Regions from separate parts of the Homo sapiens genome. Here regions 2 and 3 are each linked to region 1. Evidence: chromatin contacts called from ENCODE Hi-C or POLR2A ChIA-PET data. All regions are on one chromosome and are shown on one strand. The core of a region is the stretch at or near the end of the contact, and the rest is flanking DNA. Distances in the headings are between cores, read along the strand shown. Region 1 overlaps MAST4 (microtubule associated serine/threonine kinase family member 4). Region 2 overlaps MAST4 (microtubule associated serine/threonine kinase family member 4). Region 3 holds the start of MAST4-AS1 (MAST4 antisense RNA 1).

The links. A loop is a pair of places that touch in the nucleus more often than their neighbours do. ChIA-PET counts read pairs that join two places held with the same protein, here RNA polymerase II (POLR2A). Pooled maps may share reads with other maps.
Region 2: a pooled map shows a loop between it and region 1 (13-fold over the local background). The contact joins two enhancer-like sites. A Hi-C loop is called at or near these places in 3 of 37 single-sample maps with no recorded cell type and 6 of 50 pooled maps.
Region 3: a loop to region 1 is called in a map of naive thymus-derived CD4-positive, alpha-beta T cell, with 2.2 times the contacts of the local background. The contact joins the promoter of MAST4-AS1 here to the enhancer-like site in region 1. A Hi-C loop is called at or near these places in 2 of 168 maps with a recorded cell type or tissue (mammary epithelial cell and naive thymus-derived CD4-positive, alpha-beta T cell) and 11 of 50 pooled maps. POLR2A ChIA-PET finds 5 or more read pairs at or near these places in 4 of 52 experiments (MCF 10A, activated CD4-positive, alpha-beta memory T cell, activated naive CD4-positive, alpha-beta T cell and 1 more).

What each region holds. Positions count from the first base shown.
Region 1 is chr5:66,838,138-66,843,122 of GRCh38, reverse strand. The region is part of intron 3 of MAST4 (microtubule associated serine/threonine kinase family member 4); the gene reads right to left. Among named protein-coding and RNA genes, the nearest start is that of MAST4-AS1, 160 kb to the left of the region's middle. RefSeq lists an enhancer at 870-1,371 and a silencer at 2,051-2,100. Within about 2 kb of position 2,547, at least 2 of the 41 ENCODE cell types and tissues checked have a DNase peak (open chromatin) inside an H3K27ac peak, as active enhancers do.
Region 2 is chr5:66,613,968-66,618,952 of GRCh38, reverse strand. The region is part of intron 1 of MAST4 (microtubule associated serine/threonine kinase family member 4); the gene reads right to left. Among named protein-coding and RNA genes, the nearest start is that of MAST4, 20 kb to the right of the region's middle. RefSeq lists a silencer at 1,265-1,344. Within about 2 kb of position 2,357, at least 6 of the 41 ENCODE cell types and tissues checked have a DNase peak (open chromatin) inside an H3K27ac peak, as active enhancers do.
Region 3 is chr5:67,002,150-67,007,134 of GRCh38, reverse strand. MAST4-AS1 (MAST4 antisense RNA 1) reads left to right here and starts at 2,981. Exons shown (of 2, transcript NR_111908.1): 1 at 2,981-3,291. All of the region lies in intron 4 of MAST4 (microtubule associated serine/threonine kinase family member 4), which reads right to left. RefSeq lists a silencer at 2,764-3,103.

The DNA.
Region 1 (4,985 bases), core at 1,298-3,797:
TTGAATCGTTCCCCATTTTACATGGAGTAGATTTAAAAGACAGTGGTAGATAAGGCATTGGCAAAGGTGTATATGTAAATGTATATATACAGACACACGGAGGAGTTCATTTAAGGGCTGCATTTCAAATTATTTTGATTGGTCTAGGCTAGTGTTAGTATTAAAGATGCAAAGTTTCATTCATGAAATTTTAAATAATGGTGATAAGATTTATCTAGACATACAAGCGGAACCTAAATATAAGGCACATGAATAATAGAATGTGCATGAAATTTGAATGCTTATTTTTCAGAAAAAAACAAAGAACTGAATGTGTGAATTCTTAGAATCTCTAAGCTAGTCTGTATTTGCATTTCAATAGCTTGCAAGGTAAGCTCTGTGAAATAGGTCAAATGTATAGACTCTCATCTCGCCTCCACCACAAATCAGTCAATTAGCTTCTAGAGAGAGTGGCACCCAGAAGTTAATATCCAGGATCTCAAAACCTATTCCTGCTGATACAGATCAAAATAATTTCAAAGCAAGTATGTTGAAGACACAGGTTTTCTATGGAACAAATTCTGGATAGGAAGCATACAATACCAGGAGCTACCAGCTAATGTGGTCAGTGAACCCACACGTGGAAATGAAACAGACAAGGCAGTGTACAACAACATTTGGCGGGGCGGGAGGGGGTAGGGGAAGGAGCCACACACAAAAATCAGGAGGTGGAAAGCCAACACATCAAAACATTTTTCCAGGCAGAAAGGTAAAAAGGTGTTTGGCAAATTTTGTCCATTTAAAACAAAAGCATTTTAGATGCCTTCTCTGCTACATTGATTAATAGAGACATGCTATACATGAGGTCCCCTGTGATTCCACACCCTACCCTATTCACCATGCCCTCTAATGCTGAATCTCTACTAATTTGCATTTTGTAATTCTGCAATCAAAAGCCTTTACTGGTTCCACATTAGCAACTCCTTGCCATTTATAAATCCCCTTATTCCAAAGAGTTACTGTTTTAAAGCCCACAGAAGCAAAAGGATTGTACAATAAACACACAAGTACTATTTGAATGACCTTATTAATATATCATGCCTTCCTAATTGCAGCACTTTTGTTCCTTCAATTCCTGCCTTCCACAGTCTTTCTTATTTCATTGTAATGTAAACAGGGATTGCTAGAAACCAAGAATTAAGTCAAAAGTACAAGGCCTTACGTATGGCTCATAATACAAACTCAAAAACTAGGCATGGAAAACTCAGCTTAAAGAAATGAGTAAATAAGAGAATGCAGGAATATATGAATTGTGAACATAATAAAGCTATTTTTATTAAGTACCCATTTGCCTCGCCAGAGCTAGCCCTGTGGTATGAATGTGTGTATCCCCCTCCCCAAAGTTCATATGTTGATGCCCTAATCCACAAAGTGATGGTATTAACATTTAGAGATGGGGCCTTTGGGAGGTAATTAGGATTAAATTCGGTTATGAAGGTGGGGCCCTCATGATGGGATTAATGCCCTTATTAAAAACAGAAAAGACATGAGATTTCTTCTCACCATATAGCAAGAAGGCAACTGTCTGCAAACCAGGAAGAGAGCCCTCCCCAGAAACCAAATCTGCTGGCACCTTGATTTTAGACTTCTGAGTCTCCAGAACTGTGGGCAACAAATGTCTGCTGTTCACACCACACAGTCTATGCCATTTTGTTAGAGCAGCCAGAACTGACTAAGACAGTTAGATATTTGCCTACCATTGGTAGAGTCATTGTAATAATCCTGTCAGGTAATTTTTAGTATCTTCATATTACAGAAAATGAATCTAAGCCTCAGAAAAGTTTTAACCTGCTCCAGAGTCACAAATGTAGAATTTGGGAAAGCCATATGATGCAAGGGAAGGAGAAGAGGAGGCTCAGCTGTCTACAAATACAACAGTAACAGCAGCCACAACTTATTAGGAACTTGTGGTGTTTTTACTTTCTGCTTCACACTGCTTTAAGTAATTTACATGCACACATCTTATTTAGTTTTACCACATTCCTGGGAGGTAAGTAATATATCTTATTGATGGCAAAATAAAGCTTAGAAGAAAACAGCATGCCCAAGAAAATAAAGCCAATAAGTGGTGGGCCAACATTCAAACAGAAATTTAATAGACTTCAGTGCTTCCAGTAGTGTGCTTCAGTGCTCTTAACCACAACATATGCTTGTCCCCCATATTAGTCATCTTTGTCATCATAAAGCTGGGTAACAACTCATTACGAAACTTAGTGGCTTATTCTCACATTTGTAGGTCTAGAGGGAGAATGTGGGTCTGTTGGTCTTGACTCCAGGCTACAGGTTCACGTAGGTCAGCTCCACAGAGGTTTGTTCTGGGACCCAGAGTAAACAGGCAGTAGCTACCCTGGGTATATTCTTCTCAAGATAGATGACCAAAGCACAAGACTTTGAACCTGCAGAAGCATATTTTAAGCCTCTGCTCATGATACATCCACTAATAGCTCATTGGCCAATGAACAGTCACATGGCTGAGCCCAGAGTCAAGAGGTGGAGGGCAGGCTCTGCCTATCATGAGGCCAAGCAAGGAATGAATGTACATGTCTATTACAGGAAGTAAAAAATTTAAGGATTGAATCTATCACACTACCCAAGTTTGATTCATAGTAACCATATTGTCTCTTAGCTTGATTGCTAAACAGAAATGGAAAATGAATCTGTGAGCTTAACAATCTATATTTGGAATATAGTTTTAAAGAAAAAATAGAGTCAAATCAATCTTGAATCAATATAATTCAATCTTTACCTTCATTCACAACGATGCTAAAATTGAGAAAACAGGTAATTAAAAAAGATAAAACAATCACTATCTCATCATGAAAAATGTTAAGATAAAAATATAAAATGAAATATTTCTAGACCTAGCTTCTAAATTTTAGCACAAAGCTAAAAAATTTTCATTTTAAAATTTCCAATTAGAAAATATTTAATGTTTTCTCTCATCATTTTGAGCTAGTTGTTACAGATTCTACGTCTGACTTCCTACCACTTTCCTGAGGAGTGCATATTCTCAACATACTAAACTACTAGGCCAAAGCTCAAAAAAAAAGTGAAGCTAGTAAAATTAAGCTTGTATTCTCATTTGTTGCCCAAGAACGCGTCAGTTTAAAAAAAAAAATTGTCAATATGATGCAATGGCTTTGTGAACACACACACACACACATGCACAAAGAAACTGGAAACAGAGTGCAAGAAAACTGATAAAAATGTACATGTCATGTGTTTTTCTTAGTTGAACACCCATCTTCAATTACAGATACTCCATTCAAATGGAACAAAAATCTTGGCTGAATTTGATGTAATCTCACTCTTTTAAATTCACTCACTGTTCAAGTAATACAGTACACCAACCTCATCATCTTCATTTAAAAATAAATTGCTTTTTCCATTACAGCCTCTAGTTTGAGATGTTTCATTCTGCCTTTCAAAAACTGTATTGGAATGAGACTTGTAGGCAAGTTGTCAAAGTTGGAAGCAATTTGGGGAAAAAAAAAACCTACACATCTTCAAAGCTGGACATATTATTTTCAAGGCCTGATACTAAACCACAGAACTACTTTGTGCACCATGTAATTTTAACCATTCCTGCAAAATAAGTGTTAAAATACACATTATGGTACAATTCTGGAAAACCATTCTAACAGAAATCTATGAGTCTGGGAGAAATTGCATTTTCTCTTTATTCACAGTCTAGTTCAATTAATTATTATAGTTGGTAACTTTACAGTCTCTCTCCAGGCTTGAGCTCTCTTTAGAAGTTTAAAACTACATATCCAACTGCTTACTGAACATCTGCACCTAGATGGCTTCCACAGGTACTTCAAACTCAAGATTCACAGAACGAACTAATTCTCTTCTCAGCATCCAAGTCACATTTATCTCTTGCTCTTGTTTCTAATCCCTAACTCCTGAAACCATAAGGTCACCTCAAGCTTCTTCCATCTCTCTTTTGCCAACCATCAACAGGTCACCATGTCCTGTTAATTCTACCTTCAGTTGCCTTTCTCCATTTCACTGTCACCACCTCGGTCCAGCAGCATCATCTACCACCTCCTCATTTCTAAATTCCTAGCTGTTTATCTTACTTCTTTTCTTGGCCTCTTCCTAAGCATTCTTCATTAATAGTTGACAGAATAGTTCACAGTTGATAAAATATTTCTATGCCCTGATTACAGTCTTTCAATGGCTTCCTATTGCTAGACTATGAGGCCCAAATCCCTGAACACAGACAGCATCATTCTTGAGACTCTGCTAAACACTTCCTGCTTCCCACATGCACTATTTGCAATTCCTTGAAAAAGATGCACCCTGTTCAGCCACCACACCTTGCACACACTGTTGCTTCCTCCGCCTAGAATCCTCATCTTGCCTAATCAGTACCTGTTCATCCTTCACCATCCGGCAGAAATATCTCCACCTCCATGAAGGCTTCCCGGCTTCCTTCCGCAGAGCAGGGCACCATGCTCAAGGCCCCTGTATCTTGACTGATGATAGTTGTAGCATTTGCTATTTCAGAAACTGTTGTCTGTCTCACCTACCATAACAGAAACCCTTCACAGGTCAGTGTCATATTCCACTCATTTTTGTACTGCTAGAGTCTAAGATAAAAGTACAATAGGGTAAGTTTAAGACACAGCACACAGTTCTCTGACACAAACAGTTCAATATATGCTATTATTATCATTAAACATTTATTGAAAGAAAAGCAAAGAATGGGGTTCTGTCCTTGACTGCCTCATCAAAAAAGCACATACATTCACAATCTAAATAAAATAGCCAATGTTTTGAGAGCTCAAACATGTACATTATTGAAGAGTATCTAAGATAAAGGTTTCCAAATCACAGGCATTATTGTCTCTAGCATTAGGAAAACATTTTAAGGGACAAAGCAACTGTCTCATCATGCCCTGGAGGTGGTTTTCTAATGGAAACCATGGAGCATGTCC
Region 2 (4,985 bases), core at 1,108-3,607, 220 kb after region 1:
TGGAAAACATTCTTTTCCAGGCTTACAGACCACAGAAAGACACCGATGCCCTGGAAAGGGAGAGAGGCAGGCATCCTTCTCTGTTTCCTCTCTTCACATACTCAAATATCCATCAGTTCAGCAAAATTAAGTCAGAAAAAAAAAATCCTTTTCTTTTTACAAAAAGTGCACTAGCGATTCTCAGACTACTAAAGGAAATGAAAAGCACAATATTCCTAATGGGAGTAACACTTTTAATAGCTGCCTTGCTATTTGAGGATCCACTCAAAAGTGATCAGGGTAAACATCAAAAGTCGCATCTAGTTAATCTGAAGCCTTTTAAACCAGCGTGTCTGTCTCCCTTCAATACAGAGGGAAGTGTTTAGTTCTGTAATGAGACATTAATGTTCATCCAACAGGTTAGGCTGGGGTGGTGACATAAATTTGTATTTAAATTTAAGCAAAAGCATACACACTAAAATCTAGAGTCTTCTACATGTTACAAAAATAGTCACGAACAATGCAAGTAGAACCAAGTGTCCAAAATCCTTTGTTACACTGAGGGAGAAGGTCAGGGAAAATCAGAGAGTAACAAAGTCAGACACTTGAAAGGAAAACAGGTCCAAATCCTAACCCTGTCACTTACTGGAAGACCCAATGACTTGAGTTCTCTGAAACCCCCGTTTTCTCACCTATAAAATGGGGCTACTACCCTGCACCCTCAGACTTGCTGTGAGGATCAAAGGGCTGATGCATGCAAACATCTAGCGTAGTTCCTGCGCAGAAAAGGCCGTGGGCAGGAAAGAGCACTCGGCAGTAAAGATTCTCTTTCTCCACAAGCCAACGGGCGGGAGGCCGGTGCTCCTACAACCCTGGTTACTCACAGAACCACCTGGCAGGCCTTTAACACGCATAGACACAGAATCAGGGCCCCCCCCCCATTCCTCCCAGAATGAGGGTCTCCCAGTGTAGACGATGTCAAAGCTCCACAGGGGATTCAAATGGAGTCAAAGCAGGGACCAAAAATACTGCCCTAGCACCTAGTTCCCTATCCAACCCCAGCTGCCAGGAACACAAGCTAAATATTCTGCTTATTGCATTCCTGGCCTTCCTGAGCATTGTCTTTCTCCCTTTATTAGTACGCGTTGATGTTTTACTTTGTTAATGGTCACTGGCCTTTCCAAATCTGTGCTTCTATGGTAAGCTCCTCAAGTGGGTACCATGCGGAGGGGTGGATTGTGGAGAGAGGGTGAGCATGCATGTGGACAAGAGGAACAGAAAGAACAAAGGGTATGGTTATCTACTGGGTGCTACAGACTGTCCCAAAGTTTAGAGGCTTAAAACCACTACTGTTTCATTTTCACTCACAATTTTGTGAGCCAGGAATTCAGGCACAGCTCAGCAATTACGCTCTACATAATCTTTTACATTTTTAAAAGTAACTGTTAATAAATTGATACGTCCATTCATGAGAAACTTTTAAAAGGAAAAAAAAAAATAACCCTTCTCTGCTTTTACTGACCCAAAGTGTGAAAAAACACTGGTTTTGAAATCATGTGAATCATGAGTAAATTTAACCTCTGTAAGTTTCACTTTCCTTAACCAGGAAATGGTGATATCCCCCACCTTACTGGCAAGATTGAGGATGGAATTAAATGCCATAATGCACATAAAGCAACTGTGCAGTGCTCAGCACTGGCCTTCTTGGAGGCCTACAGCATGCTACGATGCATTAGCCACATTTTCAAAAGCTAAACAGCCACAGAGAATCACTTCTCATTAATGGCATCAGAAAACCCAAACATTTTAATGAGATACTGCTCCTGGTTGTATTTGAAGGTAATTTGAGTGCCTCATACTCCATTTTAATGCTTTCCTTTACCTTTTAGAAAAAAATCCAGTCAATTAAATCATTAATGACAGATTTAATGTTCTCCTTTCAGTCCAGATATGAATGTGCAAGGTGTCTCTTTTCAAGGCTCAACCACTTTAGTTAAAACCATTTTTTCCTGGCTTTCTATGTTTTTATAGTATGTTATTACACAGATAATTGAGCACTGCAATTCAGCAACCAATTGTAGAGAAGAGCTGCCAGCAAGCAGTGCTGTCAGGGAAACTTATCAGTAAAAGGAAAGAAAGGGGCAGTACTTATTATTTACACGAGGAAGTCTTACTCTTCTTGTCCAGAATTTGCTTTTGCAAACATTATGAAATGTGTGCCTATTCAGAAGATAGACTGTGCAGTGTTCCAGGCACTCTCTTAGGCTGTTCCTTCACACAGAGGCCCCGGCCAGCTGCTGTTCAGGAGCTTGAGAAAGCAAAACCCTGGCTGCTTGGGGGTTCTACAGAACTTGTCAGTCCAGAAGAGAAGCCCTTCACCCTCCAGTCCAGTCCAGAAGAGCCCCGCTCTGGGCTTCACCCTCCTAAACCAGCACTCTGAGAAGGCCCTTGGGAAGAGAACCAGGAGCCCTGAGACACCTGCCCCAGATGTCCAGCCAGCCAGAGCTGGTCTTATTTGAGACAGTTCTGCCTAATGGGTGACAACTGGCCAGCTAGAACGCCAGACGTCTAGAAACTAATTCCTATGTATTATTTGAACATCTCATACTTAAAATTTAAGGGAAAAAATTTAAAACATCTCTTCTCTGAATCCAACTCTGAACTGCTCACCTTGGTAGGGGCTGCTTGGGAGGTAGGGGGTGGTCACACGGACTGAATGTGAAAAATGCATGCACCACACCTGCCTGTGATCCACGTAATAAAGTGACGGACCTCTTTCCTAGAGTTCTTCTTCTATCAGTCTCTGAGTGGCTGGCATTTGTTTCAGAGCTTCAACTTCCCTTAAGCTACAAAATAAAGTTTTCCTCTGTGCATTTATTTGTTCAACAAAGATTTATTGCATACTGGGAGGCAACTGCTGTGGCTATGAAGATGAATAAGACAAGCAAGGGCTCTGCTCTCATGTAGCTGGCAGACTGGAAAGGGGAGAAAACATCACAACACGGCAAGGGTAAGTTCATTAACAGTCCTTTGCATAATGCCCAAATGCAAGAAGCAACTACCTTGCTGAGGGCAGGCAAATGGGAGGGATAGAAGGAAAAACATGACCTTTGAGATAAGAGATCCTTTTCAGTCTGTCTGGATCTCAATACTTTTTCTTTCTTTGAGTCAAGGATCTCGCTCTGTTGCCCAGATTGCAGTGCAGTGGTGCTATCACAGCCCACTGCAGCCTCAAATTCCTGGGCTCAATCCTCCGTCTCAACCTTCCAAGTAGCTGGGACTACAGGCATGCACCACCATACTCAGCTAATTTTTTTTTTTTAAGGGAGACTGGGTCTTACTATGTTGCCCAGCTGGTCTTGAACTCCTGGCCTCAAATGATCCTCCCGCTTCAGCCTCCCAAAGTGTTTGGATTACAAGTGTGAGCCACCATGCCTGGCTACTTTTCTCTTGAGATCAAACTCATTCTGATTCCAAGGCCTGTGGTAGAAACTGATCCCTCAGAGCTATTCCTCGGATGTCACAGAAGCAAAGGGCCTCTAGCCTGTTGTGCTTGCTGCCAAAATCCTCATGGTCACCCACAGGCCGGTAAAATCAGCATATCTGTACTTGCATGGCACCTGAACCTCTGCCAGGCAGGAAACCCGGTGTCTAAAGTCCAGCCTCCCCAGACCCACCAAGTAGCCAGTGTCCTCTGTTGCCTCATGCTGCCACCAAAAGGTTTACTGGGCTCCAACCCCTGTAACCCAGGACCCACTAATCTTGACTCCCTTCCTGGCCCAGGGAAATCTACTCACTTTCTCTCTCTTCCCTCAAAACAAACAAACCACCCTCCACACCAGGACACACAGCATTCTCTCTTCTGTAGGTTTAAACTTTTTACAAAGCAACTGAGAGGAGCCTCAACTTCAAACTGCTTCAGTTGCCTGCCAGGCAAATATCCCCAAGGCAAGGCCTTACAAGGGTCCTGGTTCCTGCGTGAAATACCAGAAAAAGACAACACAAAGTGAAAGACCCAGATTTAACAGCCCAAAAAAGATTATTTTGCCACATGTGCCCCACCCCCAAACAAAGCATCAGAAAGGATGCCTTGTCTTTCGCTGCAGAGAAAAACATCTCCAGCAGGAGAACCCCATCACCTCCCAACACGAGGGAACTATAGATCTCTCCCTGCATGTGTCCCGTGAGGTCCCTGCTCTCCCCAAACCTGCATTCTGGCAGCCCCATCACGTTGGGAGGTGTAGGAAGTACCATGTCTTTTTGGCTCTTTTTGGCACAAAAGAAATCTGCCAGTTCAAATGACAAGAGGGAACTTACTCTCCAGGGAAGGAGAAAATTGAAAGTCCCTTAAATGGTCTTCTCTTCTGCAACACAGAAAATCTCCAATAGAATTCTTCTCAAAACTTAATCCAAGATTGGGATCTCATGGCCCTCATCAAGACTCAACGAATTCTAGAGATTCCAAATACCAATTCAATAAGGGCCAATAAACTCCTTGGCTTCACATACCCCAAGACTAAAGTCTTCAGGAATAGCTTCTATTCTATCATTTCATGCATGTACTAGGTTGTCTGTGAGCTCCAGGTAGAGAAGATGAATATTTAGTTTTTAAAATTAAGATTAATAGCATGGTTGTAGCTACAAATTTCAAAAGTCCAGAGTACACACTGTGGTTATAATAAAAATAACTGAGACAGAGAATCTTTGAAGTAGTGGAACTGGCCAGACACCCACGCGGGGCCTCACGGACTGCTTTCATAGTTATTTTTCCTGAGGGAAAGGTGAAGGATAAGATGTTCCGGGCCAGGGAAAAGTAAGTAGGGTGAAAGAGAAGTTCCTTTGGGAGTTTAATGTTCATTATAAAAGCTGAACTGCCCTAATTGTTCCATCCTGGCTTAGACATTTATACCTAGCACCTTCTCCTTTAAGTGTTCCCCATTCATGCTATAAACTAATTTTCACCAGTCCCCTTGGCTGCCTTGCTTTATAAATTTGCATGGCTTTTG
Region 3 (4,985 bases), core at 1,732-4,231, 160 kb before region 1:
TAGCCACATACATTGCCCTGGAGATGAGGATACCTAGCCTTCTGAATCTACATAATAAATATAAAGCAATGCTAGCCCTTTGAGACAGACAATGACTCGATGGATGTAGAGATGATCTTTGGGATGTTTATTTCCAAACTGCAAAACCTGAAAATCTCCAGCAACAAACAGGCTGTCATAACCTTTACTCTTAAAAGGGGGAGAAGAAAATCCCCTTCCCTCTCTATTTTGCCAAATTGAAGATACGGTTTCATGACTTGGGGTGGAAACAGCCCACCCAATGCTCTCCCATTTTACTGGGAAGAATTCAGGTTTCCTTAGAATCTAGGCTCTCTGTCAGTGTGAGCTGTCTGAATTGGAGTGTTCAGGCTGGACAGGTACTGCCCTAAAGCCAGGCTCAGAGCAGCCTGAGAATCCTCCTGCATCTGACTCTCTCCAATAATACTATCAACAGGTAGGTAGGAAGAAGAAAGGCTCCAACTGCTCTACGGGTTCAGACACACACATACGATGCCAGAACAGACTTCTCTCCCTAAGAACTGGTTCCAGGTAAGAGTAGAGGCTGTACCGCAGCCAGGACTACACAACTCAGAAATATTTAAGGGATTCTGTCCAGCTGAAATGGTAAGAAATCATACGAATTATCACCATGTTGAGCAGTGGCCTAGTTCATGTGTAGCATGTATCTCTCTTCAACTTTATTAGTTGTCTTGGAGGTTTGGTGCATGGTTGACACAACTTGATGAGCAATACTACAAAATGAGCAATACTACAAGAGAGGGTCTCTGACCATATATGGCAGAACGAGAAAAACATAGTCACATTACTTAAAAGGTACAACTTCAGAATCCAACATAGTTTAGTGGTATCAACACTTCAAACTGCATCAAAAAGCAAATATGACTTTGAAACCTGCCAGATGTCTCTCTCATACACACAGGTGCACATGTGATTTGTGTGTGCACCCATGTATATAAACAGTGTATGTGAGTATTCCAGGATGTTTCTGAAATGTAAGAAACCATGAAAAACTTCAAAAGGAAAAACTAAGTTTTCTAAAGTATCACATATCCACATTTATACTACAAAAAGTTACAGGTATAACCAAAAAGAACGAACCATTTTCTTGGGTTCTTTGAACACTGAAGCATAGAGATTGTGAAGCTCCAAATCTGAGAGCCTGCATCCTGTTTATCTGACTGCAAAGTTGCTCTCATGCATGTTCACATGTACATGCAAGGCAAGTTTTGAAGGAAAACAAAGAATCAGTATTAACACAACTCAAAAGGTGTGCCCCTCTAAAAGTACAACAATCTTACTTTTCTGTGCTGGACACAAATGTGGTGAGAAATGCCTCCTTCAAAGTCATAGTCTCTCAACACAAGTGTCAGCAAACTCTTGGAACTGCCTGTCACTTGTGGCATGAGCTTCATCTTGACATTAAAATTCTTTTTCTTTCCCCATCTTTTCTATCAAATATACGTTACAAAATGAAAAGGACACTCCTGTATTAGTAATAAATGCCAGCAAACCATTGAAAAATCAAAATGACAAAGTTATGTAGATCTGCCTCTCCACAGATAGTATGAAATAGCTAACCTGGGCTATCCTTGCATCGTACATCTGCATCTTATAAAGGTCAAATATTTAATAGAGAGGAACATCTGAAGGGCTCAACGAAAAGTACCAGAAGCCTCAATGACTGGGTGAATGAAATGGATAAACATGATCAGGTCAAAGGGACAGACTTAGACAAAGTATCTCCTCCTCTTTCCCTTTTTCTCCCCCACCTCTCACAAGGAAATGTCTTATTATCCACATTTCAAAAGGAGAAAACCTATGAGAAGCACATTTATCAGGGTTACCCAGGAAACCACAAGGACGAAGAAATACCTGAAACAGTACCCCCTCCCCTAGCGGGGCATAAACTTTTCAAAGTGTCACCCAATACACAAAACCCCAGCTCCTGAGGGGCTCAGGCAGCTCCGCCTGTGGGCCCCTGGGAAGTGAAAGCATTCCCTCTCCAGGCAGAGATCCCCGCGTTTTTACCTTTGTGTTCGCCGAAGCCTGTTCCCACTCCTCAAATGAGGCAAAGTAAAGTTTGAGAGCACAGTCCAAAAATTGGGGTCAGACATATCCATTTCTTTCTCTCTTCAATTCACTGTGGGTTCAAGGCCATATGACTAAAATGGGGAGAGGTAAAAAAAAGGAAGAAAGACAAGGCCAAAAATAAAAAAAAAATCCCAATTATCTACTCACTCCCTCCAGAGAAAATGTGATGGGAACTGTGATCTCAAGAACAACTTGGAGCATGTCTGAGAAGTACCCGTCCCGTCCTAGCCTTTAATTAACACACAGCCTCCTCTCAAAGGTCCGGGAAACTGATTTCCTCTCGGGTCTGCCCTCTCCTAGTCAGGCTCGGCCAGCTATAAACAGTAATTACATGAGTTGAGCCGTGCGTTCTGCTCAAAGCGCTGTCTGTGGGATTCAGTCGGAGGTACTTTGTCATCTGTTTGGCAGATACCACTCGCCGCTTCTGCGAGGGGCGGGGGAGACGACTATTTTGAGGCTTTGGTTCCGGAGGCTGTTGCTTATCAGCAAAACCATTCACATCCGAACATGCCCAGTGCCGAGTTTCCTTTTGGTATCTACATACAAGGAAAAGAATTTGAATAGAAAAAGCTGCTCTTGCCCTCCCCTCCTGAAAAAAGCGGAAACTTAAAAGCACTTTTAAAAAATGGGCCTATTGGAGGACTTGAACCTGACACCTTTGTGGACCCTTCCAGGGTCCGGCTGGGAGGAGGCGGCAGGGCCTTGTCCCTGGACAGCTTGGTGGCCGCGCCCCCAGCTTTCCTGCATCCCCCACCCCCCACCAGCCCCGGCCGCGCCTGAGGAGCGGGGGCTCACGGGAAAGGGAGCAGGCGGCCGCGGCGCGACCCCAGCCGGTGCCGGGACAGCCCCGCAGCCTGGGCCGCCGCTCCCCCTCCCCGGAGCCCGGAATGGATCCGTCCCGGAAATAAATAAATAAACCCGCGGCTGCTCCGGGTGTGTGCTGCGCGCACCTGAGGCCGACCTGTGATTCACCGCGGGAGGGATGGCAGTGACAACGCTCCGGGGAAGTCCACAGTGACTCCTCCGCCAGGACGCCGCTGGTTGTATAGGAAAAGCACGCGGACGGGAAGCCACACTCACCGAAAACCTCAGTAAACTAAATTTATGAGTTTACATCTGTTCCATCAATGACCACGGTGCACACCTGTTTGGCTTCATGGCCGGCAACTACAGATCTAGGTAATGGTGAGCCCCGATGTGGAAAGACACTACCTGGCATTTATGTGGCAAATGCTACAAGTATTGCCCCTTCAAGTACGTTAGACCTTGAAAGGGCAGAATGAAGGGGGCTGAATGTTCTTGTTATTCATTTTGAAGAAAGGCATGGTATTTAAATATCTCCCCCTATCCATGAATGTTTGTATAAAGTACATAAAGAAAAAATATAATTTAAATTAGCTGCCTTAAGTCTGGTGTAATATGGCAAGAAATACTAAATCAAAAAAGTATATATTCAGCAAAAAATACATCTAAAAATGGCTTAGTCCATGCAGTAAATACCAGGAACAAACTCGCTTACAAAAATGGGAGGATAAAGAGAAGGAAGAGGGGGTGTAAGCTGACAAGGTAGGCGGGGTAAACAAAAAGAAGCCTGCTGTGGGATCTTCTTTATCTAATTCTTGTGGCCCACATTAATATTTTCACACCAAGGACTCCAAGAGTTTTGGATGATGTTTCATGTCCAAGGCTTTCGTATGCGTTATCTCCTCACATTCTTACAGAGCCTCCACAGATCCTTGCAACCCACAGAGGTAGACAAAGAAGGCATTATTTTCTCAATTTTACATTTGGGACTTTATCCCAAACATTCAGGGACACTAAATGACAAAACACACTTCAATAGATATTAATGAGCTTGGTCCAGCATTTTTGCCCCATGCTCTTCTTTTAAAAAATGTTTCTAAGTATTGCAAAAGATGTTTTGAAGGCTGACACAAAAGAGTGTCCCTGTGCTCCGGAGCAGTTTCTAGACCTCAGCACTGTTGACATAGGCTGGATAATTCTTTGTCTGAGGAGCTTTCTTGAGCATTGGAGGATGTTTAGCAACATTGCTGACCTCGACCTACTAGATGCCAGTGCTGACAATTAAAAATGTCTGAGGACATTGCCAAATGTCCCTTGGGAGGTAAAATCACCCCTGGTTGGGAACCACTGCTCCAGATAAAGGCTTCTCTGAGAGGGGTGATACAGAGCACTGGTTTAGAGCAAAAATTTTGGGTCTGAATTCTGGATACAACACTTACTATGACCTTAAATCTCTTCTCATTTTCCCCAGCTGCAATATGGGGTCCATAATAGGACCAACCTGTAAGAGGCTGATATACATAAATGAAGAGGAGATGGCATACATAAGCCCTTTCACGCAATGTCTACACACACACTGCGCATAAATGTAGGCAGTATACAGAAGCTAAGAGAATACTATGCTGACAGACATAAGACTGGAGCAGAGGACACCCCACAATGTGCTTCTTTCTACTCTCTAGAGTCTTCAACCAGGCTGCTGATCACACTGTGTATAATTGACTGTTTACTGCTGTCTTTCCAATTAGTCTGAGTTCCTCAAGGCTAAAGTCACATTTTACTGATCTTCATATTTTCAGAACCTGACAGCTCCTCAGTTTATATAGGCATTTAATATTAGTAAATCCTTTTTGAATGGATACTTCAGAAGCCCAAGTATCTCTTATTTCTCTTAAGATGCACTGAAACTATTAGTACTAGTAGATCTGTATTCTCAAAGAATACTGAATTTTTGAGAATCCCATGAAGACGGTAAATTCTGAAGACTTTCTCTTAGTGACTTATTTGTATCTATATCATGTAGCTGGAAAGATATCAGTGCTAACATTCCTCAGGTCTTTACATGGCTC